Regions from separate parts of the Mus musculus genome. Here regions 2, 3 and 4 are each linked to region 1. A link is a loop called in an ENCODE intact Hi-C map of the cell type or tissue named here. Cell type or tissue: heart. All regions are shown on one strand. Links, peaks and the distances in the headings refer to the core of each region. The heading gives the core; the rest is flanking DNA.

Region 1 (5,000 bases), core at 1-5,000:
ACCATCACCTTTCTGCATCTTGTGTTTTGGTTTGTTTGATTCTTGCAATGCTAAGCTCTGACCCTAGAGCCTCACAGATGCTTGGCAAGTACTACACCAGGGAGCTACATCATACCCCAGTGTGGAACGAGCCAGCTGTGGGCAGATGAGGTACCAACCAGCCACCTCCTGGGACTTTCCATCTGCTTTGGGCTACCTGTGGACGGCAAGGGCTAGGGTAAAGAGCTTCTAGCAAATGTTGTGTATTCATTTCATCAAGCTTTCCTCCCCCCACCCCTAACCCCTTCAGTACTTTCCAGAGTGAAAATTAAGATGTGGATAAAATCAGGCTGTCTACATCTTAATCGTGTTGATCAAACCCTTAGCAAAAAGGAAACTAAATGCTGGTAGCTTTGAGAACCTGCCTTCCCTGAGCACACTCTCTTCTACAGCACAGCGGCATCAGCCCTGGTTTGCAACTGAACATGTGTGTTTCATACAGCATCTGCTGCTTAAGTATTAATCTCTCTAGGTCTGTCTTGAGGAGAGCCCAGGTATGGGGTATACAGATGGTCAGACCAACTGTCTAGGGAAAGGCTGGAATCCGGCTTTAAGTGGTTCCCTTTGGAGGCTGGAATCTCTAGCTCAGAACACAGATTAATAAAATCAGAGGAATGATTTCCCACACCACCACTTGCCCAGAGTCGGGGGAGATGAGCTTGCTATTGGCTAACTGCCTTCTAGCAGCTGCTGTCCATAAGTGAGGGTCAGATGTTATGGGGAAGGGTGAGAGAGGCCAGGATAGGCGGGGTACCTCTCCTGTAGATCAGAGTTCATTATCTATCATGTCTTCCTTTACACACGTCAGCTCATAGGCTAGACATACTTCTGTTGATTTGGGTTTGCACATAGCTCCATCCCTCGCTTCCACAGACCTCATTCCTACTTGACAAGGGGGGTGTGCTTTGTGCCAAGCGCCTCATCTTACAGTAACTCATTATTACATGAGGATGGAGACAGATCTGTGGATGAAAGTACATTGCCTGTTTATGAGCCTGGATCGGAGGGATCCTGTTGAAAGAGCGATTGTTCTTGCTTTATATTAGTGATCCAAATTTAATTTCTTTAGACTCTTCCTGGGTTGTCTTTTCCAGAGGCTCCAACTTGTATGTGTAAGTTCCATAGGGTGGATTTCTTCCTCAGGAGAGAAAGAATACATAGGTACCTTCTGCCTCTATGCCCTGTCTAGAGGGAAAAAACAAACTTCAGAAATTAAAATAGTAGTCCATTTTACAAGGCGATGAATATAGGAGTATCGCCAGTAACTCTGAGGGGTTGAATTCCGTGCTGAAGGAAATGAAGTCCGTTTTCCAGAGATAGGTATCATCCACTTTTAAAGCACGATACAGTTTGTGTGTCCCTGCTTTCCTTTCTTAAGTTAGAGGTTGTTTATTAGGTTATTGCCTTTAAAGTACTTACTGCCTGCATAACAAAACCCCAAACAAAACTAGGAGAAAAACGAACAAGGACAAGTGCGCGACACTGAAATTATTATTTTCTTGAGCTCGGTGGACAAGAAAGAAGATGGTAAATAGCGATTACTGGCTGCTGCGAAAGATGCTGCGTTGTAAATTGAGATGAGGATTTCCCCAGGAAGGTCCCTTTCCTTCTCTTTAAAAAAAGGGAGGCTAGCGAGGGCTTTCCGGGCTCCTGCAGCCTGAGCGGAATGGCTAAGGGCTCCTCTCTGCGCCACAAGCTTGACACCAGGCTTCATTTTACTGAGCCAAAAAAGGGTCCTTTTGTTGGTGATTTTTTTTTCCTTTCTTTCCTTTCCTCCCTAGTGTCATCTCTCATGGTTGCCTGGGTAACCAGTGTGTATCCTTTCAGCATAGGTTACTGGGCCCCAGGAAGGAAGTGCTCCAGCGCTGGCCTGCTATTTTTATAGAACTGTTACATAATACAGTCTATTAGAGCTTCCTCTTGGTGTTTTATTGCACAAAGGGGAAATTAAGTTTGATGACGCCTAAATGTTGGATGGAGGATGTCAGGTGACTCTGGGATTGTTTGGCTTAGGCCATATAGCAACAATGTTCCCATAAGCAGTTCTAGGAGAACTGACATTCAATCGAGCCCTTGGCAACGATCCCACCAGAGGAAGCAGGCTCTCTCTGTGATAGTGTAGCCACAGACAGGCAGGCTCTCTTCCCAGCTGAGGCAGAGGGACGTTTTTAAAGATGCAGCTCATACACTTTTCTGAGACTGGGTGGTTGCTGGCAAACGGAAAAGTTCAAAGACAGGGCTAGGCTGCCTCCCTGACTGCTGCTGAGGTATATGGTCTGGTGGCTAGGTTTGCCTCTGGGCAGCTCTGAAGTGGTCCTGGGGAGGTAGGACTTATGAGGGGGACAGATGAAATAAGTAACCTCTAGCAGACTCACAGGTCTTTGTCACAATATCTAAGGTTTGATTCAATAGGAAATAACAAGCTCTTAGCTTGTTTCTCCCCATTGGACTGCCTATAGTTGGTTACCAAGTTGAAATAATGAGGGTACATATATGTACGGCAGATCAGAAGTTCTGTCCCAACATAGACACAAGCCTCTGTCCACAGGGAGACATAAGTCTACAAGGGTCTGGAACACTCTCATTTCCATAACCTCTGTCATCTTGGGCCCTCCCAGCATGCACTGGGGCTGCCAGGACTTTTCTGTGCTCTGCTGCTTGGTAGAGGTCCTTTGTCTATGAATGACTCTGCCTCTCAACAGACTACAAAACTCCTTTTTCTTGTGTTCTTCCTCAACAGTGTTCACACCGAAGTTTTGAAGGTTTTTTTTTTTTTTTTTCATATCAACCATTTCTCAGCAGACAGGTGGGTGACAGGTATCTTATAGTATAGACTGGGTCTGACATTAGGAGATGGAGGGTACCTTTGGTGAAGGTCTCAATCTCCCATGCTAAGGTCCGGTTCTAAGTGATATGTCCTGGTTTAGCCACAGCTTCTGTCTAATCTTGCTACAGATCAGGTTTCCAAGCTCAGGATGGCTGGAAGAATGCTAAAATCTTTCCAGGAGGGGTTTCTATCTCAAGCAAATACTTACCAGAATGGGCATCTATCTCAAGCACTATCCATTTCTAAAACTTACCTCATTCAGGTAAACTTAGGTGGAGCTGCACGGGGCTTCTTATGATGGTATATGAGCAGCTAGGTAAAGAGGTACATGGAAGTCCAGAGCATCCCAGGGCCAGTGGCTTCTGTTCTTGCAGCAGTTGATGACTGAAGCACAAAGTGTTCATTAAACTCGAAGCCCTGTGAAGCCCTTCCTGTGAAGTGGTATTGTTCATGTACACACGATTTAATCACTGGAGTTGGTCATCAGGTCAACCTTGACATCAGCTGCCCCTCTAAGGAGCCCCGGGTAAGCCTGATGTTTCCCATTCTCTAAGCAGGCTTTCTGTGGTTAAAAGGAGCTTGCTGGGAGGAACTTATAGCTTGGGAACTGAGGCAGGCATGGTGCTGGAGGAGCTGAGAGTTCTACATCATGTTCCAAAGGCAAACAAGAAGATTGGCCTCCAGGCAGTTAGAAGGAAGCTCTCTCAAATCCCACCCCCACAGTGACACACTTCCTTCAACAAGGCCACACCCATTCTAACAAGGCCACACCTATTCTAACAAGGCCACACCTCCTAATAGTGCCACTCTCTGGGCCAAGGATATTCAAACCACAAGTATCTACTAGAGAAGTCTGCTTGGACTTGGGTTTAAGCCAATAGAAAGTCTTTATTAGCAAGCTAGCAACTACACAAGCCTTTTTCAGGGTGGGCTTTTAAACACAAAAACCCCATATCCCGGGTTAGCATACTTCAGTTAACAAGAACAGCTAGCCAGAAATGATGCACAGAAACCGAAAGGCAAGGTTAATACATTTAGAGACTTTCCCAGGACTGTGGACTTTAATGGATTAGGTATTTCTCATTTCAGCCAGTGGTGCTGTTTATTGCTGAGAGTTACAGCCTGCATGGCGCTTCCGTCATGGAGTCAGGTATGTTAAAGTCTGGGGTCCTGCTACATTACTGTCTCACCAACCTTTTTCTCACTACCTGCTGTAATCCAGCCTTCTCTCTCATCTCCACCTACCGCAGCAATTGAGGATCTTCTTTTTCCTGAGTGTAGATTAGCCTAGTTTCCCAGCTAATTGTTTCTCTCAGCGTTGACTTCTGGAAGCAATACTGTATTTCGCCTTTGGAATAAATTTATAGTGTTATCATGTCAGCTTTGATTGTCATACTATTTTAAAGCTTGAATTTCACACTCCATAACCTGATCCCTTATCAATCTTTCTCTCTTTCTTTTTCTTTCTTTCTTTCTTTCTTTCTTTCTTTCTTTCTTTCTTTCTTTCTTTCTTTCTTTCTTTCTTTCTTTCTTTCTTTCTTTCCATCTAACTGTTTTTATGTGTGCCTGTTCATATGTGAGCAGGTGTGCTAGGAGAGGCCAGAGGACAACCTCAGCCATCATTCTTCAGGGGTTGTCTGTCTACCCGATTTTTGACACAGGTCTCTCTTCCTGGATTGGAACTCATCAAGCAGGCTAGATGGGCTGGCCAGCAAGCCACAGGGGTCCACATGCCTTCACCTGTTCTGTGCTGGGATTAACAAGAGCAAGCTACCATGCCCAGAGGTTTGTTTTTTTTTTTTTTCTTTCCACACATTTGTTCATTTTGTGTGCATGTGGATATGAGTGCCTGTGCACATGTGTGCGTGTGTGTCCATGTCTCCATATCACTGTGGAGGTCAGAAAAACAACAATTTTCTGTTTCTACCATTTGGGTCCCAGGGTTTGTGTCTAGTTACCCTGGCTAACCCCTTTTTTCTATTTATTTATTTATTGAGACTGATGCTGTTTACAGAACAAGAATGATGGAGAGGGACTGTTGTACCAGGAATTAACACTTTAGCATCTGAATTGAGGATCATACTTCGTTGCCTGTTACAATGGACAATGGCCCCTCTTGTGGAGGTCTTATCCA
Region 2 (8,161 bases), core at 2,380-7,379, 63 kb after region 1:
GCAAATATCATTGAGAGTCTGGTAGAAATCACATATGCAGATAAAGTTTTGATATTGGTGTTTTCAAGTCTGTAAGAGAATCATCAATTCACCTTAGTTCCCCACACCCCTGCCTTTTTCTTTGGTAGAAAACTATCCATTTTAATGAAAGGTTCTAAAGTTTTATACTGAAAGTTGAATTTGTCCTTTCAGGAATGGTAATTTAGTCTGATGTAATTTAAAGCATGAGACTGATAACTTTAAAAAAATGTTTATTCTAGATAAAGAAACTTGAGAAAAATGATGGGGTACTGTGTACCTTTTATCCTGAAATGACAAGACTTTAATTTCTGATTCCACGGTTAACATTTTCCCTGTGTGTACTGACAACTGTCTCAGCGATGAGGAGGAAGCCCATTGAGATCTCCCAGTCCATTTGCTTTTATCTGCCCTGTGATCTGTCAGCATCCTCCTTGCTCCTCAACGGGAGAAGGTGAGATCCTTCAGCTATGGGTTAGATACCAACAATTATGCCCAGCCACTGCTTTTAGGGACCGGACAGACTAGGCAGTTTGTAGGAGGGCCAGAGTGGTGAGCTGCAGGTTGTGAGGCTGGCTGGTCCCACACTGGCTGAGGGTCTGGAAGTTGCCCTTCCTCTCTCAGGAAGTCACTGACTCGTGCTGAAGGATGATGGAGACAGACCCTGCACTGGCTTCATGTTCACACACACCCTGGACCCAGGAAGAAAGGGCTTCCTCGCCTCCCTGTGCAGTCAGGGCTGTGTGTTTTCTTTGCAGACTGTCACCAGACTGATCAGTCTGAACTCACTGGATATTACAGTCATGGGGGAAAGGGTGACCAATGTCACAAGTTGTCACTTAGAATCTGGAATTGTATGGATCTTATATGTCAATCTTTGCTTGTTACCTCTTTGTATAAATGAATTATATCATCATCATCATCATCGCTATCATTATTATTTTAGCAGATAGGATCTAGTTATTTAGCTCAGGTGAGTTTAAACTCACCTCCCGGTTCAACTCACCAACTACTGGGGTTACAGATATATGCCATCATTCCTGGCTTAGAACGCCATTGTTCATTTGATAGTTAATTGTATGCATTATTTGCTTTGTAGGCAGATTTGTCTTGGACACCATGATGGACCTATAAGAAGAAGATACAGCAGTGTCCTCAGAACCCTTCCTAAAAAGGCAATCAAAAGCCCCGTCAAAAGCCCAACTCAGCTGGAATGGAAATGGAAATGCAAAGGTCAGTTTTAGGACAGTTAGGCTGTTCCCCTTCTAGTGGATGCTAGTGCAAAGCGAGTTCTTTAAATTATATGGATGAGTTTGAAATGTCATACGGTAGATTGAGCACGAAGGAGAAGTGTTCAGATACTGTGGAAGCTGATAGCTAGCCTGTGTTGAATGTTCATTCCTCTAGACTGCCCAGCCGGAGGACAGACCACGTTTCCCCCACAGTCTCCTGGAAAGGGACCCACACAGTAGTAGGACCCTTGCCACAGAAGAAGTAATTGGGGCAAGTTTGCAATAATAGGCTCAAGTATCATGTCTCAGACTCCTGTTCACACCCTGTCTGCTAGAGGATTTTTCACTGCCCCCTTGCTTCCTATATGTTTCTCCCCCTTTAGCATTCTTGTTATCTAATCTCCTTTTGTTTCTTTTTTAAAGGAACATTTATTTTATGTGTTTTGTCTGCATGTCTGTCTATACACCACACCTGTGCCTGTTGACCATGAAAACCAGAAGAGATGTCTGGTCCCTTAAGAATGGAGTAACAGGTGGCTGTGAGCTGCCACCTGGGTGCTAGGAATTGAACTGGATCCTCCGAGAGCTGTCCGTGCTCCTAACCACTGAGATGCCTCTTCAGCCCCTCCTACAAGATTTTAACCATTCTTTTGCTTTCTGTCAGTTCTGATCTTTTATGTATCTTTTCCATAGACTGAATAGTGGTTCACTGGGTAGGGCTGTTACACTCAGAGTCAAGAGCATGGGTAAACATGCTGCCACTTTTATAGTTCAGTGTAGGTATGGATTTGAAAATCCTGTGGTCTGATTAAGAGTTGAAGGAAGTTGTTGGTTTTGTTTTGTTTTGTTTTTTGTGAAAGGGAAAGAAAGGAAATAATGACATAAGGCATTTTGTTAGTTAAAACATTTGTATAAAAGTATGAATCTATGCACACACAAAGTTCTGGGTCCTTTAGACCCAAGAAACCAGGTATAGTGGCACAGGCCTGTGATTCTAGCAGTTGGAAGAAGGAGCCTGGTAGATCTAGAACGACAAGGCCAGCCTGGAATACAAAAGACTCTAGCTCAAAAAAAGGTAAACAATAAAATGAAAAATTAGGACAGGGCTGTAGGCCAGGAGGTGTTCTTTCTGCTCCATCACATTAACTAAGATCATTGTCGTTAAGAGCAACAAAACCAATTCTGCTTGAAAATCAACCAATTACAGCCACTTCTGGTGTCCCTTAGCTGCTTAGAGGTGACAGGAGACTTGTCTCATTGAAATGAACAAAAGCAGGTTTTCTTTCTCCCCACTCGGCCTGGGGTGGAGCTCGAAGGACTGAGTTATAAAGTGGCTGTGGAGCTTTAGAGACAGGGCAGCCAGCAAGAGTGTGGGCTGGGCCAAGGGAGGAAGCACAAGGGGACAGCTTACAGAACTAAAACACCAGCTTCTTTGTTGAGCAAAAATATCAATAAATTGGCCATTTGTAGGTACCCAGTGTCCTCAGCAGTGGTGTCTATGGCAAGACTGAAGATGGATGAGCCATGTTTTCCTTGATTTTCATTGGAAACAGCAACCACTGAACACAGAAGTCATCCACCCTTCCATGGGTATGGGAGAGGACAATGTAAACTTTAGCATTTGGCACTTGGATATGTCTGGATTCTGAGAAGGTCACAGATTTATGTTGGATGTGTTTGCCCATCTGGTGGGAGTCTCAGAGGTCTTGGTGACTTTGAGTGATTGCTTCCTCTTACAAAGAAGTGATAATAAGTCATAGTTTACTCTTCTGGAACCTAAGGACAGGACCCAGTAGTCAGCTTTTCATAGCTAGTCAAAATGACTGAGGTAGATTAATAAAAAGAAAGAAAGATGTGTGTCTTAGGGATTTACTGCTGTGAACAGACACCATGACCAAGGCAACTCTTATAAGGACAACATTTAATTGGGGCTGGCTTACAGGTTCAGAGGTTCAGTCCATTATTATCAAGGCAGGAATATGACAGCATCCAGGCAGGCATGGCACAGGAGGAGCTGAGAGTTCTACATCTTCATCTGAAGGCTGCTAGCAGAATACTGACTTTCAGGCAGCTAGGATGAGGGTCTTAAAGCCCACACCCAGAGTGACACACCTACTCCAACAGGGCCATACCTTCTAATAGTGTCACTCTCTGGGCTGAGCATATATAAACCATCACAATGTGTTTGGTGGGTGGTTTCAGCCATAGTTGTATGACCCTGACTCTGGCCTGTGTTGAGAGGCAACAGTGATGGTGATATGGAGAGGGGATGCTTACCTCATGGTGGCCAAGAAAAGAGAGAGGGATGCAGGAGAGGAAGGAAGCTGAGACTGGGTTCTTAAAAATCCTACTCATAACCTAGCTTCCTTCCACTGGGTCCCACCTCCTACAGGTTCCACATACCAGGACATTAAAATGTGGGCCATTGGTGAGCATTTATGATCCAAACCATAATAGTATCTCAAAAAGGGCTTTTGAATGTAAGGAACTGGAACATCGAACACAAACTGTTTAACCTTCCCTATTGCCTTCTTCTCTGTGCCCTTTTTACTATGAGGGACTCAAGGATTCAGGCATGGCATCTAACATACCAAGGCTAGATAGCATGAGTTCACAGCTACAGGCTGACTGTCCTAGATACAATCGCCTACGACACCTGTAAAGATAGAAATCTATTACACACGGAGCAGAGAGGGAGGCCACTGCTGTTCTGACAGCAATGAGCAAAACGTACCCCTTGATCTCAGAGTCAGAGGATGACCAAGTGGCAGGTTTGCTGAGGGCCAGCAGCAGATTGTCCAGGCCAGCCACCAGTGGCTTCCAGAGTATAGTGTGATAGGAAGCTGGGTTTGCCATGGTTATAAGCTGGAAACAAGTGGCACTGTTGACTACATCTTGGGTGGCTTGGAATGTACACAATTCTAACCCAGGGGACACAGAGATTCCCTGAACACCCAGACATTTGGTTAGCAGCACCTTTCATCCGGTCGTGAGTCAGGAAGTCAGGCAGAAAAGAAAAACTATTAAGAACACTGAGCACACCAAGTAGTTTCCTTCATTTTCCATTTTATTTTGTAACACAGCTTTTCAGTGAGGAGCCAGGTGGAAGGCAGGAGGATAAAACTGAGCCTTCCCTGAAAATCTCTGACAGTGCAAAAGCTGCTATTAACCGTATTCAACTTTATTAAAATGTTTAACATTAAAGTAACAGTGGGTTTGATGTCAATGAGCAGCGCTGACAACCAGCATTATCTTCAGGTGACAGAAGTCTCTTCACAGAATCATGGGCTAACTTAAAAACAAGGACTACTTTTCTTTGGCCTCCTCCTGTTTGCTGAGCTGTGCCCTGTAGAACATCTGATACCCTCCTCAACACTTCCAGGGATCAAATGATTACCCCACTGAAGGATTAAGGGCCATCCTATCCCCTTGGCTTGGATATTGGAATTTTCATCCAAATGACCTTGGGTGTGTTGAGAAGGATCAGGTTTTAAACATCTCACCTTGAGAACTCCCTGGGGAAGGGCTTTCTTCCAGACCTCCAGCAGAGCTATAAACTGCCCAAGTTTATCTCATGTGGGATTAACCCTTGGGTAGGCACAACACAAGGACTTGAGGGGTCTTCTGTGACAGAATGGGGGAGAGAATAAAATAAAGATCGCTGTCTCTTCTGAGGCTCTGTATCAGCTGGACTAACTCTTTCTCCCTTTCTCATCCATCAACATGAAGGAAGGAATAAAGTTTGTCCCATCTGCTCTGTGTAATTTCAGTTTTCCTTTTTGAAATGGGGTCTCCAGTAGATCAGGCTGGCCTGGGACAAGGTAATGGAGGATGGCTTTGGCTTCCTGATCTTCCTGCCTGTATCTCCCAAATATGTGATGGCTTATTTTAAGGAGTCCCACTCACACAGGGAGACAAGAGAATACGTTTCTGAGACTGGATAAATTTCTGGGGTAGACTTAGCAGGAGGAAAGGAAGACAGAGTCACAGGTTGCTTCTCAGACAAAGATTCACTATGCAGCTCTGGTTGTTCTGGAACTCAGTATGTATACTAGGCTGTCGTGGAACTCACAGAGCTCTGCCCGCTCTGCTCCCACGTGCTGCACTACCTGGCTGCCTAGGAGTATTTTAAAACAACATCAACGATTGCTTCATAGGAACTAGAAATATCTGAAACCTGTGGTAGAATTTGACAGGAATTCCCTGTTGGCCAAAATTGGAAAGAAGTTCCACTGGCCTTTGTCCATACCCCAAAGGGTATGTTTCTTTATGCTTTGAAAATTTCCAGCAGCCATTTTCAGTTCTTTGTTTTGAGACAGGGTGATTCTATATAGCTCAGGACGACCTGGAACTTGTGGCGAGCCTCCTGCTTAAGCCTCCCTAGTCCCTCCGTTCCTGGAGTGTGCTCCCATGCCTGGCCACGTTGAGTTCTTAAGCCATATCACAGGGAGAGCTCTCTTTCCCATTGGTGGTTTTAGTATGAGGATCTTAAAGCTGACTGTGGTCAGGGTTCCTGTGGTGAAACTGGCTGGTGACATTCACAAGTGGTCACAGATATAGCCATAGGTTTCCATCTAGCCACTGCTGCCATGCATCCTGATAGCTACCTGCATGAGGATTAGCTTTATGCTAGACAATGATTTAGATTGTTGACAGATTATGTTTTTCTTATTTGGGAGACCAAACAGGTGAATAGCCCTCCAATGGCTGCTAATCTCAAAAAAAAAAAAAAAAAAAAAAAAAAAAACCTAGAACAGAGGAGATTTGGTGGCCAGCTGTTCAGTCATGTGTACCATCCAGCTAGAGAGAGGCTTTTGTTGGGTATGAGAGGGTAAGGAAAGGCAGTTATGGAGACAGGCAAAGGAAGGGGATTGGGGAATTGTCATGGCTTCCAGAATTCCTAAGTCAGCTACATGAAGCATCCTGTTCTTACATAGGAACAACTTGCCTTTTACTTGAGCTATGCTGGTTTATGTTACCCATGTAAGATATCTGAATAATTTGTGCTAATAATGTTAACTTTTTAAAAATAAAAACATTACCAAGAAAGAATAAGGTGAGTGTTAAGGGTTGACAATAAGAGGGCTTAAGAAAAATAAATGCTGACCTTGTTAGGGGAGATGACTTCATAACTCTCATAAAAACCCAGCACTGGGAAGCTGCAGACAGACAGATCCCCGTGGCTCATTGGTGTGCACGTCTAATTGGTGAGTGCCAGGACAGTGAGATCCTTGTCTCCAAAAACAGTGTGGGTAGCACCTGAATCATAACAGCTGAGGTTGTTCATGCTTCCATTGTATGTACACACACACACACACACACACACACACACACACACACACACACGGACACACACACACACATGGACACACACACACAAATATAATTTAAAAAATAAGATGAAGAGTGATGAAGGAAGATGTTATAACTTGACTTTGACCTTTACACCATGCACATATGCTCATACTCATAAGAATAGGTACATACAACACACACACACACACACACACACACACACACACACACACACAGAGCGATTGAGAGATTATTTTTCTTGTCAATAGCAGGAGTCTCAATCTGTGTTGAGATGAGAACATTTACTAGCAGCTGCAAACCAAATTTAGAAGGATTGTGCCCAGGTCTCTGTTTACAGATACCCAGCTGTGTGGGGCCCAGTAGGGCATGCAGAGTGCTTGCTTTTCTGAGTGTCTATAGTTCTTCCTTTTCAGTAAGTTCAGAAGAGGAAAGAAGTATTTGACCCTTCCCATACTGTACCTGACACCCAAAGCACACAGGAAAAGACTGTTGGATGAAATCATTGTGCTATTTTTAACCCCGCTGAAGGAAAGACGAAAATTCTCTACTGCAAGAAAGCCATCAGGAATTCAGAAAATCCAAGATTGCATGTATACACTACTATAATGTATATGTGAAGTGTTATAATATATATATTCACTACTGTGATCCATGCATGCACTGCTGTAATCTATGTATTCACTTGCAATCCATGCATGCACTATTGTAACCTATGTGCACTGAGACGCACACACAGCAGTTACTGATTCTCTAATGCGTTTCCCTGCTGCACAGATTTTGAGTATGTCTTCAAGGTTTACTGCTGAGCGGTAGGGATCCCCTGTGAGAGTCCTCAGAGAGAATCGCTGACTCCTGGACTCTGTTTCATGTGCTTGAGTTTCTCTTATACCCATCTGCAGTTTCAATCTGAGGCCATGACAATGACCATGTGCTTTTTCTTGAGTCTACCTAATGAATCATTCAGCATAGAGATGGCCAGAACACTCAACTACAATTTACTGTTGTCACAAGAAACAGAAAAGTGATGTCGCTAAGCAATACAATGTTGCTATCTGGTAAACTTTTAAATATGGAGAACTGTTGAAATAGACTTAACTAAATGCCACATTTATGGACTAGAAGATTCAGTACTTGAATTCTGCTGAATTCATTTATAAAGTCAATGTTATAGTGAAGGTCTGGTCGGTTTTATGAGGCTAAAGTTGGTAATATCTTTACAAGATTCACACAAAAATATAAAAAGCAAGGAATCTTGATGAAGAATTGTTTATATTTCTGGCATCAAGATTTATGAAGATACGGTAGAGAATCTGATGTCAATATTAAAGGAGGCAAGTTTCCCACTCGAACTTAGAAGAGAATTACAGTGGAGCAGACCTTATTCCTACTTCAGAAGGTAAACTTGTTAAAAGCAAACATCTGCCATGTAAGGTAATAGCCACATAATCAAGGAAGTAAAGTAAGGCCCTTTGTCAAAAGACACAGCCACAGATTGAGAAAATGGTTTGAGCCAATTATCTAGCAAAGGACTGGTAACCACACTGTATTGGAAAATCCTACAGATAGCAAGAAAGAGACAACTCAAGAGAGTGGGT
Region 3 (8,161 bases), core at 1,561-6,560, 210 kb after region 1:
GAGTCTCAGAAAGGGAGAGAGAGGGCCAGTGCAGGACTTAGAATTTGAGTATTAATGGGATGTTAGAGGAATGTTAAAAGGATTTCAGGTGTGGGACTTGAGAAAATTGGTTCTTCAATGTAGATCTTTTGGGAGTGGCTTATAGAAGACATCCCAGAGAAATCTTGTATCCTTTATATCCTGTGTCTATGCTGCAGGAAGATGACCCAATAAACCAAGAAGTAAGCCCTAAGAGACACTGACTTTATAGGCACAATTGTCTTAGACTCCATACTCTCTAGAACTGTAAGGGATACATTTCTGCTGACAGGATGAAAAAATGTTTTATTATACATGGTGTTATTTTCTTTATACTAGAGCTAGTACACTATATTTACCTGATGATTGGTTTCTTCTTCTCTTCTCTTCTCTTCTCTTCTCTTCTCTTCTCTTCTCTTCTCTTCTCTTCTCTTCTCTTCTCTTCTCTTCTCTTCTCTTCTCTTCTCTTCTCTTCTCTTCTCTTCTCTTCTCTTCTCTCTCCCTCCCTCCCTCCCTCCCTCCCTCCCTCCCTCCCTCCCTCCCTCCCTCCCCCCTCCCTCCCTTCTTTTTCTTTTTTCTGTTTTTTTTTTTTTTTGCCAAGGTTATGCTATCTGAACAAGGCAAAATCTGACCTTTAGACCCTCCTGCCTCAGCCTCCTTAGTGTTGGACTGTAGGTTTCCATTACCTTACTGGCTGTTAATTGACTTTTTAAGTTTTAATTTTCAAACATATGCATAATTGCAAAATATTTGTCTCAGAGAGGAAAGAGTTATTCTAGTTGTACTGAAATTCATTCTGATAAATAAATAAATAGCTAGAGGTAAAATCTGCCCTTTGTATTTAATATACTTGTTAATACATAGCAACGTTGTCCCTGCGACATCTCTGTGTGTACACCTATTGTGTCCTGATGCTGTTCAGCTTCCTCTTGCCCTCTCTCCTTGTTTCTCGCCGTGGTTCTCCCTGCTTGCTTTAGTAATCCTCTTGACTCCTTCTAGGTCTTAAAAATAACCCTAGAATCTCTGTGTGACTTACTTTATATAACACAATGACCTCCCAGCCACCAACGTCCCTGTAAATGACACAAGATTATTATTCTTTATGCTTGAATGCATACATTTACATACATATCCAATATATATTCCATAGTTTCTTTGTCTGTCCCAATGTCACGTTGGGTGCTTCTGTACTTTGGCTGCTGTGAATAACTCCCCAGTAAGTGGATCTCATGCATACTCACAAATCCCTTCCAGGGAGTCCCTCAGTGGTACACCTGGATTGGACTGTGGCCCTGCTGATTCTTGCTGAGGACAGCTGTCCTGACTCTGGGAGGTGGGATCTCACATGGTTTGGAACTCCATCTTCCTAATGACTGAAGACCATTTTGTTTGCAGGTATTTATTGGCTGTTTATCTGTAGTTTAAGGAGTATCTCTTCACACTTTATGACTATTACATTCATTATTAGATTTCTATTATTTCGCTATTTATTTTTAAGTTTTATTTAACGACTAAGATTTTTCTCCCATTCTATAGACTGTCTGCACTTGGTAGAAGTGTTAAAGTTTGTTATAATCATGTCACTGATTCTTGCTGTTGAGTTCTCAGCCACGAAGAAGTTGCCTTTGCTCATATCTCGACATTATTCTCTGCTTCTTCCAGATGTGACCACAATGCAGGTGTTTGATGGGAATCGGGTCTCAATGTTAAATTCGATCAATGGAGGACATGAGTTTTGGTCCTGGTTTTAAACAGACGATGTGCATGCATAAGATCGAAATTATTGCCCCCGTCAGAAGTGGGCCTTTGCTTCCTGAGGCAGATGACTTGTAAACCACAGTTTCACACTTTATAACATGCACAGGTTTGAGTCTGCCGCCTGTGATTATCCATTCCCCCGGGCTTTTGTGCTTGACTGTTTAATGCAATAACTTAGAAGGCATTGTCCCCACCCCCCCCACCATCTTAGGATGTAATTAATGAATAATTAACTGCTGCTAGACTCCAGAGATCCCATACCGACCCTCATAACTGTGTTTGCATCTCATGCGTGTGCCTTATCATAGTTGTCTGGCTTCTTGCTTCTCATTTCCTTGTGATAAGATTCTGGGCACATTGAGTCTCCGGAAGTAAGCTCGCAGGGCTGCCCCGCGAGTTTATTTGAGGAAGGAAATAATCAATTTAGAGCTATTAGGGCTGGAGCCCTTATCCAGCTCATTTCCTTGTCTAATGCTTCGCAAGCTGATATTACATGTTTAGACTTCAAAGCCTCAGCCCCGGGCTGTGAGGGCTTTCATTAACTCGCAGTTTCTCTGGAGCAGTGAGTGTTTGTCATTAACATGACTATAACCCACAGACTTGCAAACAGGGGCCATAAAAGTTGTCGGAAAAACTTGTGCCACTCAGCCCAGGGCTTTAGCTTAGGCCTCTATTCATTCTGTGTTGCTGGTGAAGTGCAAGGGCGGGTGGGGCCAGGCTCACATTCAGAGGTGTGTGTGTGTGAACATGGTGGCCAGAAGTCAACCTCTGCTATCTTGTCTGAGCAACAGTTCACCTAGTCTGGGGACAGGGTCTCTCACTGGGACTTGTCTAGCTGGCTAGACTGGCTGGCCAGTGAACCCAGGGGTTCTCCTGTCTCAGTCTTTGGGCTGCTGTTAGGATTGCACGTGCTTACCACCAGGCCAGGTATGTGTGTATGTGTGTGTGTGTGTGTGTATGTATGTATGTATGTATGTATGTATGTATGTATGTATGTATGTGGGTTCTGGGGCTCAGGCTTAGGTCCTCAGGCCTGGGTGGCAGACTCTTTACTAGCTCTCCCCAGCTTGATCCTCACAGTTTTTTATTTGCTTCGTTCCTTTCCCCTATAAGGTTCAGTGTCTTAAAAAATAAGAGTTTTGTCCTATCAGCAGAAGAGTGAAAACTGTAGATGGGTATCTAGTCCACATCCAGGTGGGGAATTTTTGCCCTCCCAGTCCCATCCCCCTTCCTGGTATTATACAATCTAATCCAGACACAGGCAGCAGTTAATGTACCATCAATAGGAAAGGAAAACAATCAAACAAAAAGAAGGGGAAGGAGAAGAAGAGAGAAGAGAGAAGAGAGAAGAGAGAAGAGAGAAGAGAGAAGAGAGAAGAAGGAGGAGGAGGAGGAGGAGGAGAAGGAGGAGGTGGAGGAGGAGGAGGAAGAGGAGGAGGAGGGAACAATTCAGGAATACTAGAAGGAAAAAGGGTGTTATCCTGAAGGCAAGAAGCTGACCATAAAAATCAATAATTATAAATCTGAGATTGTGACTATCTGCTAAATCAAGTTAGCTTGGTGCTCACTATGTGGTCGTCTTCTGGCTGTACACAGGACACTGCTTTCCTTCACTATGGATCTGAATAGGCTCCTGGGAAAGGCTAGTGCGCTCTGCCAGTTCTTAAGAGAGAGGTCCAGTTGGACAGAAGTAAGGAGACAGTTAAATGGGATCAGTACTTGTCTCGTGGAACATTGCTTCTCTTCCAGCTCCTGCGATAGCAATCGATGGAGGCACTTGGACCACCGTGGGAGGGCTTCCGGTCACACAGAGGAGCGGGTTCCAGAAGGGGCTGGGCTGCCAAGGATCTGCAGCTGCTGTTGGAGCCTCCCCTGGTCCGGAGTGGGAAAAGCAGAACAACCCCTGGGGAAACACGATAAAAACACGGAAATTGTAGGAAAATCACTAGCAGTTGTCTGGCTCTTTTTCTGTGTCAACGGGCTTTTGTTTAATGTTTTAGGTATCTGAACGCCACCGCGGAGGCTTTTGTTTGGTTTCCCTCTAATTAAAAATAGCCAGCTCAGCAGTGTATGGTTGTAACAGTAAAGATGAGAAAAGAAAATTCTAAGCTAACATAAACTCTCCTATCCTGTTCATAGTTCCTGGAAGAGATACCTCATCAGTTTAAAAAAATGTTTTTTGTTTTGTTTTTTTTTTGTTTTTTTTTTTGGGGGGGGGTGATGGTGGCGGTGCTTGTACTTACTGATCAAACACATTTACAATTAATATTTGTTTAGAATTTGTTTAGAGTCCCATTAAATGATTTTTTTTGGACGGGGATAATATTATCTTACGTTAAAAGAAAAAATAAGTGCCAAGCCCTCCACAAAAATCTATGAAAGAATTTAAAGACAGAACAAAGTTTTGTATTTTTAAAACATTGTTCTTTTTGTATTCCCACACATTCCTTTGGGAAAATGAAAGGATTGTTCTGACACATATCATAAAAGCTGGTTTTCTACACGATGGGATTGACTTGCTGTGAGAGTTGTCTTGTGATAATTTTAAACGGGAGTGTAAGAACAAACCTGGTTTTCTCAAGTGTTCTAGTAGTATTTTGAAAATTCCTTATGCCCAAATACAATGTAATATTTGATTTGGCTCAGATATACATTCACTCTATTCAGGTTGAATAGTCATTTGACTTACTAATCCCATGGTTCACCATGTCCTAGGAACCGGCCCCCTGCAGCCAAGGGAAGTAAATGCAGGTGCTGATCTCGCAGACTTTCTGGGTCTTGGTCTCAAGTATGTTTTAATCTCCTGGGTCTGGTGGGGAAATGGTGGCCTCAGAGAACAGACTGGCCTGGGCCAGAGACAAGCAAAGGAGTGCTTTTGGATCACACAGTGTGCAGGCACCATTTGGAATGTGTCCCCATCCTTTCCAAGTCTCCGACGGCCTCTGGCGCTTCCTTTGGACCTTAGTACCCCCCAGTGCTCTTTCTGTGTGTCTGTATTTTAGGAGGTGCTGGTACTACTTCAGGTTTTCTTTCTAACCCCCCCCTTCTTATGTTATTGTTTCTTTTTGAGCTAGGCAAATGACTAAATCAGAAAATGACAGACTCATCCTTGTATACTTATTTGTTACTTCTAAGTGTGGGGTTGGACAGGAGCAAAGATGGAGAGTTTGCACACACACACACACACACACACACACACACACCATGGCATGCATATTTTCTAATCTTGTATCTACCATAGCATTGTAGAAATTGGCATTTTTATAGGTGAAAGTGGTCAAATCGTTACAGTTTTAACAGGGATAATAGTTATAACACACCTGCATTTATAAGAAACACTAAGAAAATTGCTATTGTTTTTTATTATTTAAAAAAAGCTCTGAAATATAAATGTCTATTTAAAAATGTACTTAGAATCCTTCCCATCCCAGCTTCCTGAGAAAACCACACCAAATGTAATTAACGTAGCTTCAGATGTGCAATCCCCCGACGTACCATTTCACAACTGCATATGGTTTTTCTAAAAAACGTCAATTGCTTTCAGTTGTTGCTCTAAATGGATGGAAATTTGTAACATCACTTGCTGACTTTAGTCAAGTTTTAGTACCGGGATTATTCCAGCAAAAGCTGCCTGAGTTTTCACAGTGAGACACAGCGTTCCTTCGGCTGGCAGCCCGGTGTGGGCGGGGCCACCTCTTATCCAAGTTTCTCCCCTGTGGTTTTGATGATTCATCTGCCTCTTCCTGTCTCTAGATGGGGACCACATTTTGCCAAGAGTCCTGTTACACCCTCTCTTGTTAGTAGAGAATTGCTCCAAGCAATGTTCTCTTTCCTGTTAACACCTGCACCAAGCTGTTGAGGAAAGAGTTTTCAAAGCAATCCTTTAAAAAAAGATTCTTGTCTCTGTAAACGGAGGGAACATTTCTTCCAAATGTGAAAGTAATTGTTTATAGGGCCAAAATTACTCAGAGTTCCATCTAAATATTTAGTGTTAGTAGCATTCATAAGGTCAGTTGCTATAGTGAGGCATCTTCATGTGTACACCACATCAAAACCCACACTGTGGCCCAATACACTGTCTACTGTATTGTAATGACATCCTTCACAACAACTCATGGGTCCAATAGTTTACTGGAATGAGAAGAAAATTTAATAATATTTGTTTATTGGTACCCAGTGTTTGTAGTTATTAGCTTATTGTGAGTAATTTGATATTTTGAGAATATTCAACAGTTTACATATGGTGAATCCATCCATCCAACCAGTTTACCCACTCACCCACCCCGCCCACTTATTCACCCACTACGTTCCCATTCACATTCATCTACCCATCACTCACCCATTAAGGCGGCCCACCCACTCACCCATGTATCCACCAACCGCCCACCTATTTGCCCAACCCTCACATCTCTCCCTTCTAGTCTGCACACCCATGCCATCTATCTGTCTATCCATTCCATCTGTTGTCTATCCCCCTTCCTGGACACTCTAGAGACATTCTGAGACTTGGAAGTTTTGTAGAGAAGGCATCGTAGTTTCTGGACAGTTGGGGGAAAACTGAGTGGCACTCTGGTCAACAAAGTTCACAGACTACATACTCTTCATGAATATAGTTATAAAAATCCAGGACAGGAGAAAATAATCAAACACCGTCAACCAAAGCTGGCCATGGTGACTCAACATCTCAATTTTTTAGAACTCAAGAAGCTGAGGCAGGAGGATTGCCACAAGTTCAAGACCAGCCTGGACTACACAGTAACAGGTCAACTTGTGACATTCTGCAGTGAGATCTTGTAGTAGCAATGGCTCTCCATCCCATAAACCAGGACTGAGAGAAATCCCATCTAAAAAGAAGAATAATTGTAGTTTTACATTTAGAAACATATGTAAAATACATTATACACACCTTCAAAATTATTTCCCAGAGAACCCAAAAGCACACATTCCAGAGAAGTCCTATAACATCTGTCACTGCTTCTGCGATTGGAGACACATCTCAGTGATACCTGGGGGTTAAAGGAGGGATGAGAAGAACAGGCTGAAGGGAGGAGCAGGCCGACAGAAGGAAAGGAAACAGATCAGAGAATCCTAAACAGAAGAATAAAGCATAGAAAGACACAGCATCGCCCCCTATCGGAGGCCTTGCTTCCTGCAGTCTCAAGTGCTGATAACTCAGCTACTGCTTACAAATATTAATGAAAAAAGATGGAGGCTTGGGATTTTATTTCGGATTAGAGTGTGACCCTATGTGTCTATTTCCTTCTCTTGTTCAATGGTGTCTGTGCACACTTTTTGTTAGCAGGGTCTCTGTTTTTGTAATTGTTGTTTGGATCGGGTAAGAGTGCATGGCCCAACTTCTGCTGTTCCATGTAGGCATATAAAGGCCCACCAGGAGCAAAGAGAAGTGGGTAATGTTCCAGAGAAACAGAAATTTACTGCTGGAGACAAAGCTGTAAAGGATGGAGACTTGCTATTCACACAATAGGAAACACCTATTGTTGGTGGCAAAAATTCTTTAAAAGGTCCTGAAAATTGAGATTAATTAGAATGTTTCCCATTCTATCCTGGGGTTATGATGTTCTCTATTCTCATCAGATGGAAGCATCCACAGCCTCATATGGACTTAGAGGCCTCCAGGTGAGCAACCAGAAGTTGTATGGGAGGTGTGTGTGTGTTTCCCACAGAGTTTCAGTTTGGGGGTTTCCCCCAGAGTTTCAGTTTTTGCTTTTTGAGGTGCCTCCATACTGATTTCCAAAGTGGTTGAACTCATTTTGTCTGGCACCAGAAGTGGGGTACCTTTTCCATGTATCAGTCTTTAGTATTGTTATTTTGGGTTTTCTTAAATTTTCCTATGAGGTTTTCTTCAATATTTCATTTCAGTTGCTATTGCCCCCCTTCCACCTTGCCCCTCATCTTTATAACCCCTCTTTGCCCCCTGTACTTCCTAGTACAATATTAGCCCTTCTTTCTGCTGTTGCCCCCCCCCCCAAACCTCTTTTATTTCAGTCTTCTGGAATCCTCTTTAGTTTTCTGGTCTTCCCCCATATTGTCTCCCACCTAAGTACACACACATACCTCACAGTTAATGGCTAGGGTCTGCTTATGATAGGTAGTGTAGAACATGCTTTTCTTAACCTGGGTTACCTTAGTTAATATAATGCTTTCCAGTGCCATCCACTGTTTTGTAAATTTCACTTTTTAAGCAGAGTACAAGTCTATAATATGTGTGCATGTGTACATACGGTGTATGTCGGTGTATTTGTGTACCTTCGTGTCTATGTGTTTGTGTCTGTTTTTGAATGTGTCTGTGTGACTCTATGTATGTGTTTGACTCTATGTGTCTGTGTGTATGTTTGTGTATGTGTGCCTGTGTGTGTCTCTGTGT
Region 4 (8,161 bases), core at 1,907-6,906, 76 kb after region 1:
TTTAGGGAAAGATAAAAACCTGGCTTCAAGAGTGAATATTGAAATTATTCCAGAACCATAAGACTAAACTGAACTTCGAAATTGGATTTGACAGTCAATGACATCAAATTGCTTATTCTTATTAAGCTTTTGACTTGGTGTTCCAGTTGTCAACTGACCAATTAATTCGTCATTATCTAGGATGACAGAAAGTGGGTCCTTTACACCTTTCTATGGGACTGGCTTCATGGTGAGCACATAGCAAGATTCTGCCCTGTAGATTGGTTTCTAATAACATAACATACACATCATACGGGATGTAGTAGATGTTTAGGCAATAAACCTTCAAATGAGCTGATCTCTTGACTGGAAAATTAAATGTATGTAATTAAGGTTCTCTGCAAATAGCATGGTTACCTTTGACATTAGTGCAGCAAGGCAAGGCCAGCCGTCGCATGCATTGTTAGAGATTAATTTCTGATCTGGTGAAGATCAGCTTTGGGCTGTAGCATGCTTCAAGCTTGCAGCACGAGCTCTCCTGGCTCGCTCTGTATCAGGCTTTTGTTTTGGTATGCGTGATTAAGACTTTGGCTGAAGAAACCAAACATAAGGTTCAATCCAATTTAGTTCCTGCTCCAAGCGACTCTCCTTATTTGTTCAAGAATTTCAGACTGATTCTCCCCCCAACCCCCACACACACTTATTCTGATCACTCATCCTTCATATATTTCTTGGACAATAGGCACCCAGGGACTCGGATTTGATTTACAATATGTACTGTTAGAGAATAGTCTGTGTTGGTTCAGCCATTCTTAATAGGGGCAAGTTAGATGGCTGGTATTTCAAGGGAACAAGCTTTTTATGTCAAAGAACCACATACAACACAGATATGTTCCTGTCTGGAAGACAGAAAAGTCATTTAGACTGTGCTTGTCACAGTTTCAACAGGGACCAACACTGCTGACCCTTCTGATAACCTTGGGTCCTTGTAAAAGTCCTTAGATTGGTCTATACTTCACTTTGCATAGCTAAACCAGGATGCTAGAATCTCAGTTTGTGGCCTTGGCTCCAACACCAGCATTGCAGAGAATGAAAGCAACAATACATACCTATAGTCCCAGAGCCTGGGAGGTGGAGGCCAGAAGATCAGAAATTCAAAGTTCTCGGCTATGTAACAAGTCGCGAGGCCAGCCTGGGATTCATGAGACCTTATCTCAGAACCACTGTTTCCCCCCCACAAACAGAAATTCTATTATGTATTAAACTCAGCAATCCATTTTTGGAGAATCATAAAATCATGGAACTGAGAAACAAATCCAATCCTTTGGTGGGAGTTCTGTCCCCACATGTTAAATGATTTTCTCAGAAGCACTGGTGACTGTGTGTAGATGAATGCTAATATACTTAGACTTGACAAAAGTCACTCGACTAGTGAGTCATACGCCAAAGACGTGAATACAAATATGCCATCGTCTCCAGATTTTGAGTAAGAAAAAATAACGATGTATTTTTAAATTATTTTGACAAAGACTCATAATAACAGACTAATAAAATGTTAGTTCACCAAGAGAGCCTAGAAACGACCTACTCCAAAGGCTTCATTTCCAGATGCAAAGGCTGACCTTCAACTGGCCACACCCAGACTCAGCCTTGTGGTTTCCACTTGACAACCCTCATCACAGACACCTTCACCCACTTTTGCATGAATTTTAAATATTGCTGTGTTTCAGACAGCATGGGAGAAAAGGGAGGGAGGAGGGGAGAGGGGAGAGGGGAGAGGGAGAGGATTATTAAAGGGGTGGGTTTACTTCCTTAACTAATAGTCTTCAGCTTTAAAGCCCGACTCTTTCTAACTGTTCTGTCATTCAAGGTAGTACTGAGTAGTACGGCAGTAAGAAAGAGGAGCCTGCTGAAGGGAGAGATCTCCAGGGCTTCCAGACTACATAGACCAACTGAAGCAGACATGACAGGAGAGTTAGTAATGTGAAGAAGAGGAAAAAGTCCTTTGTTTACTTTGTGGAATGATCTCGTATCGCTGGGTTGAGGTACTGTTCTTGAGGGGCAGAGGCCATGTTCATGTGTGACAGTCTCTTGGGTTGGGAGTATGGAAAAGATCCTTCTCTACTTAATACACTCTTAGGGTCTCTCTACTTCTCTCTCTCTCTCTCTCTCTCTCTCTCTCTCTCTCTCTCTCTCTCTCTCTCTCTGGTGATTTAGAAGGAGGACAGAAAAGATAAACAGATGAATACAGCGTAGACCAGGAAGCTTTGCTGATGACTTCTGCCAATAGTTATTAAGAAGTACACACAACAGAAGCCATTTTTGATCTGGTATGGTATACATGAGTGTGTGTGCACACAAGCAAGTATGTATGTGTGCACATAACAAACATTGTTTGACCATGAATGATCTTCCACGATGCTATCTCTTCACACTGACACACACTCTTCTGTAAGCTGTTGCCTTTTGTCCTCAGTAAGTTTTTAGTGAGCCTAGACTGTTGGGTTGGATCCCACTTAACCATTCAAAGGCTTTGTACTTAAGCTGATATTTTAAAAAAAAAAGTTTTCCGAGGACACTGTGGCGGCGGTGGGAATGCTGTGTTTCGCACACACTCTGGCTGTTTGCGTGAATGTTAATCCTGCAGATGGACGAGATCTCCCAGGGTTCCAGACTGGATGAAAGAACAGAGACACATGGCCAGAGAGTAAATAACAAAGCGAGGAAGAGGAAAAAGCACTTCGTTTTCTTCTGCCTGGAAAATAAATATGCAGACGTTTAAAAATCAATGACAGATGTAGACTATTTTTACAGTTAATAGCCATGGAGATAGTTGAGAAAACAAATAAACAAACAGAACCAAATTGCATCTGGAAACATTTTCAGTGGAGGCCCAGTGAAGATGGAGTTGGATGATACATCCGGAGAGGAGCTGGGCGAGAATAGCTCTGAAGCTCAGGAGGAGATATTTTTGTTTTGCTGCGTGCCCAGAGAGAAGAAATAAAAAGCTAGTGTGAAGGCTGATACATGAATCCCCTGGCTTGGTGCTCCATCATACACAGCCTCTATTTATAGGACCATGAAGTGGCCATGAATCCTGGAGAGCTCTAGTATAGCAGTTTCCGGGGAATGGAAGAAGGAAGGAGTTGTCTTTTGAGAACATGTGTCATAGATTGTAAGTATCATTTTAGTTCATATCCAGAAGTTAGACAAACGGCTACAGCTGGCTTCAAAAACACTAGGAGGTAAGAGTGTTTCAGATGGCCCAATTCCTGACTAAACTCCCATTACTGTAGAAAATCACAGACCAGGCAGGAACGACTATTGGGTTTCAACCACAGATGACTCTCACTCCTGTCTCCCTGAAGCCTTGTAAGTCTATAATTTTCAGTCCAGTACGAGCACGTCTTCAATGGAACCTATTCTTCAGACTCACTTCCGAGTTGCACAAACACCTCTTAGTGCCACGGTTGCGGGTGCGAACTAAGGATGTTGGGAGAAGAGGAAAGCCAAGTGGATTTGAACTTGGCTGGCTTCACTGAAGTGCCACAGTTACACTGTGTGATCTCACCAGGACCCATGTGTCTCACAGTGAGAAATTCACAGTTGCAAAACAAACTCCCTCTGGCACTGGAACTTAGGGAGTGGAGGCCAGATTAATTTCAAACTTCGAAACGCTTGGGACCACAGTCCCTGCTTCATGGTCTCCTGAGGTTTGCTCTTTCTGGAGTTTTAATAGGTGTCTTTAGCCCAGCAGGGGAGACTTGGCAAACCTGAGGCAGACTCCTTCCAGAAGCTTCCTGATCCTCTGGACAGGGGCCAAATTTGTCAGTGGGAAATAATCTTTAGAGGTATCATGAACTAAACTGTTTTGCCATGCTCTGAGCACTGGCTCTCAGTAATGAAAACGTAGGCTTGCAAACAGGGCATGGAACTGTCTCTCGAAATGGTTAGCAGGTGGCAGCGCCTGAGGCAAGACTTTGTGGAGCTCTTTAGAAACCTTCAGTGGACTTAGGCACACTGGGAAAAAGTGAGTCAAGACAGAGGCATGCCCGAGCTCTCATAGGAACGTGTTGAGGTAATTTCCCCCTGTGATCCTGTCTGTGTGGTTAAACAGGAGGCTGCATCTTGAGTTGCCTGTAGAGATGACACTTTTAACAGACACTCTTCAATCTAAATAGTCCTTACATTAGGGGTCTTTCCTGTTCTTCAATTACTGTTTCTAGACGCTTTAAACATGATCTATAGGTTTCACTGACAGAGGTGTGTGTGTGTGTGTGTGTGTGTGTGTGTGTGTGTGACCCAGGGTGGAAGCAGGAAAGATGGACAGGAACACACAGGACACAGGTCACCTCAACCCTGCTGCAGAACAGGATTGAAGTACGTGGGCAGACTTGTTCCTGCCTTTACCTCAAAGACATGCAGCCACTTTCTGTTTGGCTCAGGACTTGCACTGTGACCTAAGGTTGTCGTCAGGTCTTCTTGTACATGGGAGACTGGGAAGACAGTGTTAGCTCTAAGATGTTAAGCAGTTTTCTGAGGGTTGAAAAGTTTGCCCTTCTCTTGTTGTGCAAGCTCCATCCCTTGGCCTTAGCAGCTACAGCTGTTAAGTCACTTTCCAGAGCCCTAACTCTCCATGACTGTTTTACAGCCTAGGATGGAGGAAAAAGAGACAAGCAACTAAGGACAGCACAGTGCCTCCTAAATGTTCCCTCACTGAGAAGAAACCCTGAAAAACAAGGCCACAAGAAAGTCACTGTTTCTGGGGACTACCTGCTCTACAGGATGTGAGCAGGGGCATGTGGGTACCTCAGATGCACTCTCTCCTCTTGGTCCTCTTGGTCCATGGCTTTCTCAGCAGTGCAGGGCTCTGCTGTCTGCACGTTTTCAGTGGACAAGGCTCATCTGGTCCTTACTCTGTGACCAGTTGCAGCTGAGCCCAGCTGGCTACAGCTGTGTGGGAGCTGTCTGAGAATGCCACTAGTCATGGAAGGTGTTTAATATTTGTAAGGGGAGTAAAAGGCTTGGTGCCAGGCTCAGCTAGCCACTGGAGCTTTCTATCTGCAATCTGCTGGTCACTGAGGGTCACTTGTGTGGAGTCATAGTGAAAGAAGACCATGCCCTACCGTGATGTGGCTACAGCTGGGCCTTGGTCCCCCAGAGATGAATGTGTGAACCGTTCTCACGGAGGCTTGTCATGACTTCTCCTGAGAGCCATCTCAGTAAGGCCCTCAGCTCTTCATTTATTTTGGAGTAAATTGTGGACAGGTTAGATAATGTGATTGATTGTGAGAGTTGTCTCTTGGTAAGGAATACTCCTCCTTATGGTGTGTGTGTGTGTGTGTGTGTGTGTGTGTGTGTGTGTGTGTGTGTGTGTGTGTAACTCTCACTGTATTATGTCTCTGGAGCAGCCTGAGATCAGGAAGAAGTGAGATACTCAGGGAAAAGGGCACAGGTTGGCAGGAATGGCTGAAGGATGTTTGGCTGAAGATAGATGAAGGGGGGGAGGTTGGTTCATGATGTTCACGCTTGTGTGTGTGTGTGTGTGTGTGTGTGTTTGTGTGTGTGTGCGTGTGTGTTTGTAGGTCAGAAGAGTGGGTTATCTCCTTCCATCATGTAGATCCTGGGAATTAAATTCAGGCTGTCAGTCTTGGTGCTGGTGCAGTTACCCATAGAGTCATCGCCAACCCTATTGTAACAAGTGTGTTATGCTTAATCCTGATTACAGCCGTGCCTGACTTCTGTGGATCAAAGACCAGGAAATCTATTGCCACAAGACTTGAGAAACTGGGAAACAAATTACCGTTTGAACTTACAATGTTTAATTACACCAAGTTTATCACCAAACTTCATTTACATGCTTGGTGAACACAGTCCATGACCTCTGGTAACTGTTTAATAGTGGAGATCTAACTCTAACAGGTACCATTTATTACAGACAAACTATGTGCCTATTGCTGTTAGGCACACATGCTAGTGGCTTCTTTCAGTTGAACCTTTGTCTTATTAAAGGATGCTAAAAATGGCCTATTCATATAACATAAACAGGACCTTCTGTATGTTTCTACCTACTTATTAACTTCTCATAAAGTCTAATTTCCTGGCACATATTTCTCTTGAGATTTTATAAAATATGACTACTATGGGTCAAGCATTTTTTTCTTATGAAGCAGAGAGAAAAAATAAAATTAATATTGTCTTTCTTCTTTTCCTCTAGATGCAGCTGCAAAGAGTGAGTGAGACACATGCGCAGAGCCCTGGATGGAAGCATGTCAGCAGCTCAGGTCCCATCACCAAGGGGCCTGGCTTAATGTCACATTTTCTTTAATCTCCGTAGCCCATAGACTTGATTGGCTCTCGACATTATACTTCCTTCTGTTTTGATATTAAACCTACCACACTTGATGTGGGTCAGGGCTTTTGTTCTTGACGTTGTATTTTCCACATTTCCAAACTCTCCTGATCTAGAACACAAAGGCAGTTAATAGTAACAAATGCCAGACTAGCTAACAGAGATGGGCCCATTAGATGTTACTCAGAGCCTCATATCTGAAGTATCGGCCATGTTATTTAGTTTGATCATCGCTGAGATCAAGTGCTTGACACAAACTTTCTGGGGGAGGAGAGGTTTATTTTGCTTAGCCTCACGGTGGGGACAATGTGTGCCAGTGACTGAACTCAGGTCTCCAAGGCTTGCATGACAAGCACCTTTATCTGCTGAGCCATTTTGCTGTACCCGAAAATTACACGATCATGAAAGAGTCTGAGAATGCGATTCCATCCAAGTTTACTTTCTGTTCTGTGCTTTATTGGTTAAAACACCATCATTCTAACCAGAAGATTAAATGGCAGTCACTTTAACCTTGAACTATTACACTTCTATGCCTCGGTGTCCCTGTCAGTCACCTGATTTGGAAGTCAGCAGTGTCAGGCTCTGTGGCTCTGGTTGTATCTTTCTGATATCGAACATCTTTTCATAGACTCACTTGTTTCTTTGAAGAGATGTCTGTTCAGATTCATGAGCCATTTGCAAATTGGGCTACTGGAATAATTGGCGTAGAGAGGCAGGAGAAGGGTTTGAATTGGGAGAGTGGTTCTGTACCATATGTAAGCTGTGACTATATGCTGGGCTGCAGGCTGTCGAGGCTTGTTCCCTCCTTTGCTGTGAAGAAGCTTGCTGGTCTGATGTGGTCCCACCAGTTATGTCTGCCGCTGGTGTGCATACTTTTGGTGTCACTGGCAAAATCACTGTCAGGACAAACTAGAATTTTACAGCTTAGCACTTAGTTTTCTTTTTCTGTGTGGTGTGAGATGCCTCCAACTCTGGTCTTTTGCATGTGGACATCTGGTTGTGCCATCACCATTTGCTGAGTCTTCTTTACTGATTGTGTATTTTTGGTATTCCTGCTGCAGTCAGTTGACTATTTGCCTGTGGGCTTAATCCTGTAGCACTCTAGGACGCTTTAATGACTAGGGTGTCTCGTCTGGGATGGCTGAATATTTTGATATAAAAAAATCAGGGGATGCTGACGTGTCTTTATTTTCTTCTAAGATTTTGGGGCTTTACAGGATTCTTTGTGACTCCATAGAAACTTGAAATTTACTTTTCCCCAAGACTGGAGGGATGGCTCAGAGGCTAAGAGTCATTGCTTTTCTTGCAGTAGAACCAGGTTTCATTCCCAGCACTCACATCAGGAGGCTCACAAGCACTTGAACTCCCAGTTACATGGGATCTGACATGCTCTTCTGACCTTTGAGGTCATCTGCCAAGACTTGTACATACACACAAGAACAGAGACACACCCACACCCTCACATACTGACACACACACACACCCCAATTGGATAAGGATTATACCAGCTCCGCAGTTAGCTTAGAACACAGCATAGTATATCTTTACTTATGTCTTTTAAACTATTTTTCATCAGTGTTTTCTAGTTTTCAATGTGTATGTCTCTCACCGGAATAGATAGGCTCAACTCCAAGTCTTCATTGTTTTCACGTATTCTTTCTCTACTTCCTCTCCAGAGAGTTCATCACTAGTGTGTAGAACATGATCTGACGGTCATTGATTTGTCAATTCTGGGATTCTCACCTGTGAGGAACTTGCTTTTTGTACAGTGTTTTGTTGGTTTGTTTTAGTGGGATCCTTAATATTTCCATATATGATGTCCTTCTGCTA

Evidence for each region. Hi-C counts contacts between places; a loop is a spot of excess contacts. Peaks named below come from ENCODE experiments on the same cell type or tissue, not always from the same donor. Only the 100,000 strongest peaks of a DNase experiment are listed, where the experiment ranks them.
Region 2: a loop joins it to region 1, with 3 times the contacts of the local background. A loop is called at or near these places in 3 of 42 quality-filtered maps.
Region 3: it touches region 1 in a loop (4-fold over the local background); 4 of 42 quality-filtered maps call a loop at or near these places.
Region 4: it touches region 1 in a loop (2.0-fold over the local background); 3 of 42 quality-filtered maps call a loop at or near these places.

The regions. Positions count from the first base shown.
Region 1 is chr3:37,767,536-37,772,535 of GRCm38, forward strand. Gm42210 (a long non-coding RNA gene) reads left to right here. Exons shown (of 4, transcript XR_880782.2): 2 at 3,956-4,016; 3 at 4,528-4,651. Among named protein-coding and RNA genes, the nearest start is that of Gm42210, 17 kb to the left of the region's middle. In heart, for the core only: no CTCF peak of the experiment used is centred there; a DNase peak (open chromatin) is centred at 2,006; H3K27ac peaks cover 365 bases.
Region 2 is chr3:37,827,875-37,836,035 of GRCm38, forward strand. It overlaps 4930556A17Rik (a long non-coding RNA gene), which reads left to right and starts at 344. Exons shown (of 3, transcript XR_880780.3): 1 at 344-472; 2 at 1,118-1,251. In heart, for the core only: no CTCF peak of the experiment used is centred there; no DNase peak of the experiment used is centred there; H3K27ac peaks cover 539 bases.
Region 3 is chr3:37,973,173-37,981,333 of GRCm38, forward strand. The region is part of intron 2 of Gm20755 (predicted gene, 20755); the gene reads left to right. Among named protein-coding and RNA genes, the nearest start is that of Gm22899, 18 kb to the right of the region's middle. In heart, for the core only: a CTCF peak has its summit at 3,664; DNase peaks (open chromatin) are centred at 2,179, 2,519, 3,579 and 5,479.
Region 4 is chr3:37,841,908-37,850,068 of GRCm38, forward strand. It overlaps 4930556A17Rik (a long non-coding RNA gene), which reads left to right. Exons shown (of 3, transcript XR_880780.3): 3 at 6,197-6,393. Among named protein-coding and RNA genes, the nearest start is that of 4930556A17Rik, 18 kb to the left of the region's middle. In heart, for the core only: no CTCF peak of the experiment used is centred there; DNase peaks (open chromatin) are centred at 2,994, 3,604, 4,484 and 4,964.